2 separate regions of the Homo sapiens genome follow, and region 2 is linked to region 1. Evidence: chromatin contacts called from ENCODE Hi-C data. All regions are on one chromosome and are shown on one strand. Each heading gives the region's core, a stretch centred on a gene start or an enhancer-like site at or near the end of the contact. The rest is flanking DNA. Distances are from core to core; before and after follow the strand shown.

Evidence for each region. A loop is a pair of places that touch in the nucleus more often than their neighbours do. Pooled maps may share reads with other maps.
Region 2: a loop to region 1 is called in a pooled map, with 15 times the contacts of the local background. The contact joins two enhancer-like sites. A Hi-C loop is called at or near these places in 8 of 37 single-sample maps with no recorded cell type and 4 of 50 pooled maps.

What each region holds. Positions count from the first base shown.
Region 1 is chr5:124,033,022-124,036,358 of GRCh38, reverse strand. No RefSeq gene overlaps it. Among named protein-coding and RNA genes, the nearest start is that of LINC01170, 400 kb to the left of the region's middle. RefSeq lists an enhancer at 1,021-1,070. Within about 2 kb of position 1,263, at least 2 of the 41 ENCODE cell types and tissues checked have a DNase peak (open chromatin) inside an H3K27ac peak, as active enhancers do.
Region 2 is chr5:125,407,128-125,410,442 of GRCh38, reverse strand. No RefSeq gene overlaps it. Among named protein-coding and RNA genes, the nearest start is that of LINC02240, 84 kb to the left of the region's middle. Within about 2 kb of position 1,647, at least 8 of the 41 ENCODE cell types and tissues checked have a DNase peak (open chromatin) inside an H3K27ac peak, as active enhancers do.

The DNA of each region.
Region 1 (3,337 bases), core at 14-2,513:
CTACAGTTTATCTCTTGCCACTGTCACCTTCTAGGGACCTAGTCTCTTTATTAGGAAAAACAGGTGATAATTCAGAGGACATTCCTGCTGAAATAAAGAATCTCTGATAGACGTGTTGCTGGCTAGTTGCCCTTCCTATGTGCACATGTGATAACCTGTCCTTGTACTTGTCATGGCTGTTTAGCTTCTCTGCTTCACTAGAATATACAGGGAGAAACAGCTTAGGATGTGATACAATACATACATATTGGATGGCATAGTGACCCATCTCTCCTAAAGCTTGTAGTCATAAACTGTGAATTTATTTTTCTATCTTGAAAAATGTACACATTTTTTAGACTTAGTTGAAGACATCATGAATGTGTTTCATAATTAATATAGCTTATTTCATCCATTTTTCACATAGTTATTACACTTTCAATGCTATAATTCTTTTCATCTGATATACTGGGGCACCATATTGAAACTTATTAAGTGGACAGGGGTTAAAGAGAGGGTATGAGATCGAACTTATGGGGACTCCCCATTTCTAGAACTTCCTGAGGGTATTCTCATCTTTTAAATACCCCAAAGCCTATAGCAAAATCAGTGCCCATTAAATATTTGTTGGATTAGTTAATTAATATTTTTTAAAACAGGGTGAAATGGATTACAGAAAAGATTTTTTAAATTGAGGGCAAGGCATCGCTTTAGCAAGGCTTTTCTAGGACTTGTCTTTGTGGATAAAACCCATTTGGTAATTGCTCAGCTCTCTCCTTAATTTCATCTCTAAAGACAGAGTCAGAGTCCTCAGGAATATTATACTGATTATTAATATTTGCTTAAGTATTTCCACTAAATATAAAGTAGATAATGACAGTGGAAATACATGGACATAGTTTTGATTGGTAAATAGAAAATGATTCTGTTATTATTTCCCATGCTAGTAAATTAAATCTATCTTTTGGAGACCAGCTACATCTCTTGCTATGAAAATTTTCTTAGTATTCTTTTTATCAGGGTCGACTTAAAAGGCATTGCCAGATTTCTATGCAGACTAAAATACATACACTGATGTATTTTTCTAATGTGAGTGAACAAGTGAATGCAAAATAGGGAAATTCAGTAACTAACATGATAAAGTGGTGAAACCATGAAAAACACCAGATTGGAAAAAATAGCTGAGCGGGGGTTTTCAGTTCCCTTAACAACCAAGTAGGCAACTTGATTAATGGTGCAGATTGCAGGCAATTCAGTGACCACCTGAATGAACATAAGCAGAGCATAATCACCTGACAAATAGTGGCCCGAACGTTCTGCTTTTGAAATGAGAACTGAGTAAAACTCACATCCTAGCTGAACCAAATCACCCGGCAGCCTCAAATTAGACACGTATAGAAAGAAGTTTTTAAAGTTTCTAAAACATAGTCTAAAATATAGTACTGATTTACATTATCAAAAAGCAAATTAAGAATATGTCTACTTGTAAATAAGGAGTTCAGAGTGGGAAAATAGAGAAATATTCTCATTAGATTATTGCCCTCTTTCCCAGAAATAGATGAAAGACTTCAATTCTACATCAGGATCACTATTTCTATAATCTATAGTTGTTGTTTCTTTTGTTCCATTTTTATGTTCTCAACCATTTATCAACAGCTAAAGAGACCTATTAATCATTTTCTCTAACTGCTACACTTCATAGTGTATCAATTGTAGTCTTGAAATAAAAATAAGATAAATGATTTGGCATGAATTGTGGCCTGATGAACCAAGAACAAAGATCTGACACATGGTAGATCTAAAATTCCTGCCTTATGTTTAAAATGCGCACTTACTAGACTCTTCTGATTTGCCATTTCCTTCCTATTGGCATTCGGAAAGAAGTGCAGATTATAGAATAGGGAAGTTGAATCCAAATTAAATTGCATAGTGCTTGTAAAACGAGAATAAATGTGCCCAGTAACAGTAACACTATTCTTTTTTCTGTCTTTCAGTCTTTCATAAAGGAAGTACCAAATCTTGCCCATACAGGGTACATCACAATTATTATTGATCTTATGTATGAGGCAGGCTTCTCTGCAAGGTTACACAGCACCATGGGATGAATGATAACATTTTACTGAGTGACCAAGGGCTTTTAGTAAAGCCGGTGTTTTGTCTGAGTAAGCCCAGAAAGGAATATGTTAATATAAAAACCTTTAGAAAGATTACTGTTTATAGGTATTAAATGGGCAGTAAAATGATTAGGAGACGTCTAAAAATGTGAAAGAAGAAACATGATGTAGTTAATTTATAATGTTTAACATATGAGAGACTATGTTTTGATCCTGATTTGTGCAGAGGGCCAAACAATTGCCCAATGCAAGTGTAACTTTCTAGTGTACAGACCTGGGTCACAGAGGGCCAAAACAGGGCTGTCATTTTATTATTCCCTTGATATTTTAGTATGCAACTGACAAATACATTTATGACCACTCCCTGCCCTGTACCCACGCATTGTCAGTAATATTGCCAGGAGATTATGACCTTGGTTCTCACTGTGCCCATACAGCTTCAGCATTCTTCCCAACACACTCCTATTTAATCAGGATCAGCATAGGCTTGAGGGATCAATCCCTGATTATTTATTGTGATGTGGAGCAGCTAATTCTGTATGCCTTTTTTTTCTCATCTTTTAAAAGGCTAAGAGAGGATATAATAAAATAAATAATAAAATAACTATCATATGCAAACTGCATGTATTCAGTATTTGCTCAGGAACACAGAAGCTCTCTCTGCACTCTGGGTATAAGTGGTTTTAATATAACCATTAGGGGCTTACATGTGAAGAACTGGGGAGGTGAAGATCAAAAGAGCCACCCCTGATAATCTCAGCCTGAAGTTCTGAAGCAGGTGGTCCTCAAGAGCTCCCGGGAAAGCTGATGTGAATCTCATGTCTGTCCGTATGTCTGGGTGCAAATGTCTCAGGAGAATAATGCCTACCCATCCCTTCCACCCCACATTTTCATGTGAATGCCATTCACCAGTGAATATTAACCTGAAATCATGGAGGAAAGGGGATTCTGGGGGCGGTAGTTCCCGACTTTTCTATGATGCAGAGAACTTGCAAGGCGGTGCCTCTGGCTCTCAACTGCTCTTTGTTTTACATCTCTTCATGATACATTTTTGAGGGAATTCACCAGTTCTTAAAATTTACTAATTCTCTAATTGTGCTTATTTCAGCCTTTTTGTAACTTAAGAAGATTTTTTAAGTTCTTTTTTTTTATTTTCACGGTTCCTAATAAGCTTTTTCACATAGCTCACATTTTTCATGCCTCATTTCTCCACATCTTATTTTATAATTTCTTTTCCACTTTGA
Region 2 (3,315 bases), core at 398-2,897, 1.4 Mb before region 1:
AAAAAATCATTTTGTATTCAGGGGATGTCTGAAACTTACGCGTGTAACAGCACTAGCCTGAGACAAACCTGGCTCCTTCTGTTTCATTTTTAATACACTCTGTTTGGGTCCTATCACATGGTTTGTGTTCAATTAGATAGCTTGACTCGATAAAATCTGACTCTGACCCAGAAAAAAAGGAGAGAGAGAGACTGCTCCTGACTCCTGCTTAAGCTTTTGCAGGCACTGTGACCTGTTTATGTCAATGGTAAAGTTTAAGAGATTCCTATCACAGAACCACATCATCTTCTGGGATCTTAAAAATACAGAAAGCACTCGAGGACCCTGGCCCTCCTTTGTCACTGCAAAGCCCTTCAGTGCTGTAAATCAGTCCTCATTGGGAGCTCTTATACACCAGCCGTCACCGATAAGCTTTGGAGAAGTAGACAAGGCTTTTAGGAATTGCTGAACCATGAAGTTGACCTGCTTAGGGTTTTGTTGTAGGCTATTAAATCCGGGATGGCCGTTTTAAGATGATTCCGCTTTCTTTTTCCCTTGGCCTGGTTAAGCAACTCTACCCCCACCTCATTATTTGACTGATTAAAAAAAAAAATCAGAATGGAGCAACCTGCTGTTTAAGAATACTACCTTCACACATCAATTTAATGAGAGTGACTTATGCTGACGTAGTTTACGGGCTCAAGCAACTTGACGCTAATTTTGCAGCTAAGAAAAGATTTACTAACTGTACATACTGCTCTGCTTTTGTTGGCAAGGGTACCACGATTCTTTTCTCCAAAAACAAACTCTAAATCTTTTGTAAACATGCATTATTTGGTTAACACATTGTAAATGGATCCCAGTTGTGCAGCACAAGCACTGTTCACTATTATGTAAACAATTATTCACTGAAAGCCTTGCTTTAAATTGTAAATGAATATATTTCAGCTGTAACATTGCTTTCAGACCTGCCCAGTGGTATAAATCTGGTCATTTGTTTTTTGCACTCTGCCTATTACTAACCGGTTAGAAATGTGCTGATTATTTGCACAAGCCTTTCACACTGCGGGCACAGTTAAATTGCTGTTTTATTTTTCCTGTGTTTGATGAGTGTTAACAGGAGCGCCATTTGAGGAAACCCAAACCAAATACAGCTCTTTAATTGGGGTTGGAGTGTTTGGGAAAAGCCACCCGGTGAGTAATTCCACTGTTTAATGTTTGAAAGTTCATCCACCTCACTATAGGACTTATGACAAGATTAATTAAAGGGAGTTAACAAAAATGCAGGGCTTTGCTCAGCCAACCAGAATAGCTTGAAATACGGCGCACTCACTTGCAGGGATGTAGATTATTTGGTGCAAGGTCTAATTCCCAACTCTCTCCTTTAAACTCCTGTCATTGCCAAATAGCTCCATTTTAAATTCAGTATCTCTTCAAGAAAGCACAATCTGGAGAAAAAAATATGACAGAGGTATCTCATTGGGCCCCTGTGACTTCCTTTGCTCACAGGGTACGCCCAGTGGCTGATGAAAGTTTCAGCTGACTCAGAAAGCCTTGTCTTTTTATTTCCCCCTAAACAGTCAATGATTCATTTTTAATGTTTCCCCACCTCTTGTGGTTTAATTGGGTTTCAGTAGTGTGCTGATCTGCAGAGCTTGGAAGACAGAAATAATGACCTTGGATGATCTCATTGGTGTGCACCAGAACAAGTGTAGTTTTATTGAGCTCTGTTGCTAGAACTGCAAAACTGTATGTTCATTAACTTAGACAGTGCTGACCTTAGATCAAGCCTAGGATAATGGGAAAAGCCCCAGATTCCAGCCCTGGATTTGCTCCTGACTTTGCACACTCATTTTACCTCTGTGAGTCTTGCCTGTGGCATAGCCGGGTTGGATGGCACCATCCTTATTGTTCCTTCTGAAACTGAAATTCTCAGATACCTGCAGTGCATAATTCTACCTGCTCTTTCACATCTATAAATAAATAAAAGAGGAAGACTCAGTGATCAAAAGATATGGTGTTTAATAGCTAAAAGGACGAGGCTTTTTATTTCCACATTGAACATTAGAAAGGGGATCTGCAGTTTTTTTTGTTACTGAAAATTCTGTAGAATTCAGGTAGAATAGGTATGCTTCCTTCTGTGGCTATTCTTTGCAACTTAAATGACTATACTATCCTTAAGTAAACCACACAAGAAATACTTTGTAGATCTACAATGGTTTGTAATTATATTATTTATAATTTGTTTAATATACTTTCCCTTATAGTGAACAGGACTCATGCTACCTTTTTCTTCCTAATAATCTACTTATTCAGATAGTCTATTTTGCATATTACATTCAATTTAGGTTGAAAGAATGAAAGTAATGTGCACATCAATAAATGGCTGTGAAAATTAAGATAGAAGACTTTTTTGTCTTCTCTGAAACTTTCTCTTTTCTAGATACTGATGCAAGTTATCACTAATGACAAATTGGAATCATAAGCCTTGAGTACAAAAAGTCCATTTAAGGACAATTATGAGCTTTGTCATAATGGAAAATACAGGCATTGATTTCTTTTCCTCTGCTAAACACAGTTTTCTAAAGAAGAAACAGTCAGTCTCCTGTAGCATTTCTCTTACCTATATATATGTGTTCGATAGGCAGTTCCACAGAACAAATGGAAATATTTTTTAATTACATATGTTTTAGTTAGAAACACACTTGGAATTTTTTTAAATTGTAGTTTGTAATAGTCCTGAGTCCTGGTAGTTGGTTTATTTTAAAATGTAGATGTTACACCAAATTGAAATATTAGCAGTGCTTTATTTTACCTGCTTCCCTATCTGCCCTGCCTTTCATCCAGTGCTTCCAAGAGAAATACACATTTCACACTGCTCACAGTTCTAACATTTTCTTTGCCTATTTCTGACTTCTGACCTTGTCCAGACAGATAACCATGCTATGATGACTTTACCTTTCCACTCTCTACTTTATAACACCATGTCTAGGAATGCCCCAGTTAAAAGAAGGAGCCACTGATTCAGGCCAAATGTGTGGAATATTGATAAAGTCCATTCAGAATTGAAAAGTGTGCAGGGTTGCTCACAATGACCTTCTTAGAAACACATTAAGGATGTACAAGTGTTTCTGGTCTTTATTATGGTCTTGGCTATTTATATTATACAAGGACAGACTTCGTCTGACTGGTTTTTGCTATCAAACTTTCACGTTTATTTCAATAAATGGTCACTTAAATACCTGAAAGAGTTCAAGTAAGTTTTTACATCAGTATGTGGAACGAGTGCAAAGCATTCAAATAGTCTACTATGCCCAAGTCGAGACTTTTCTGCTG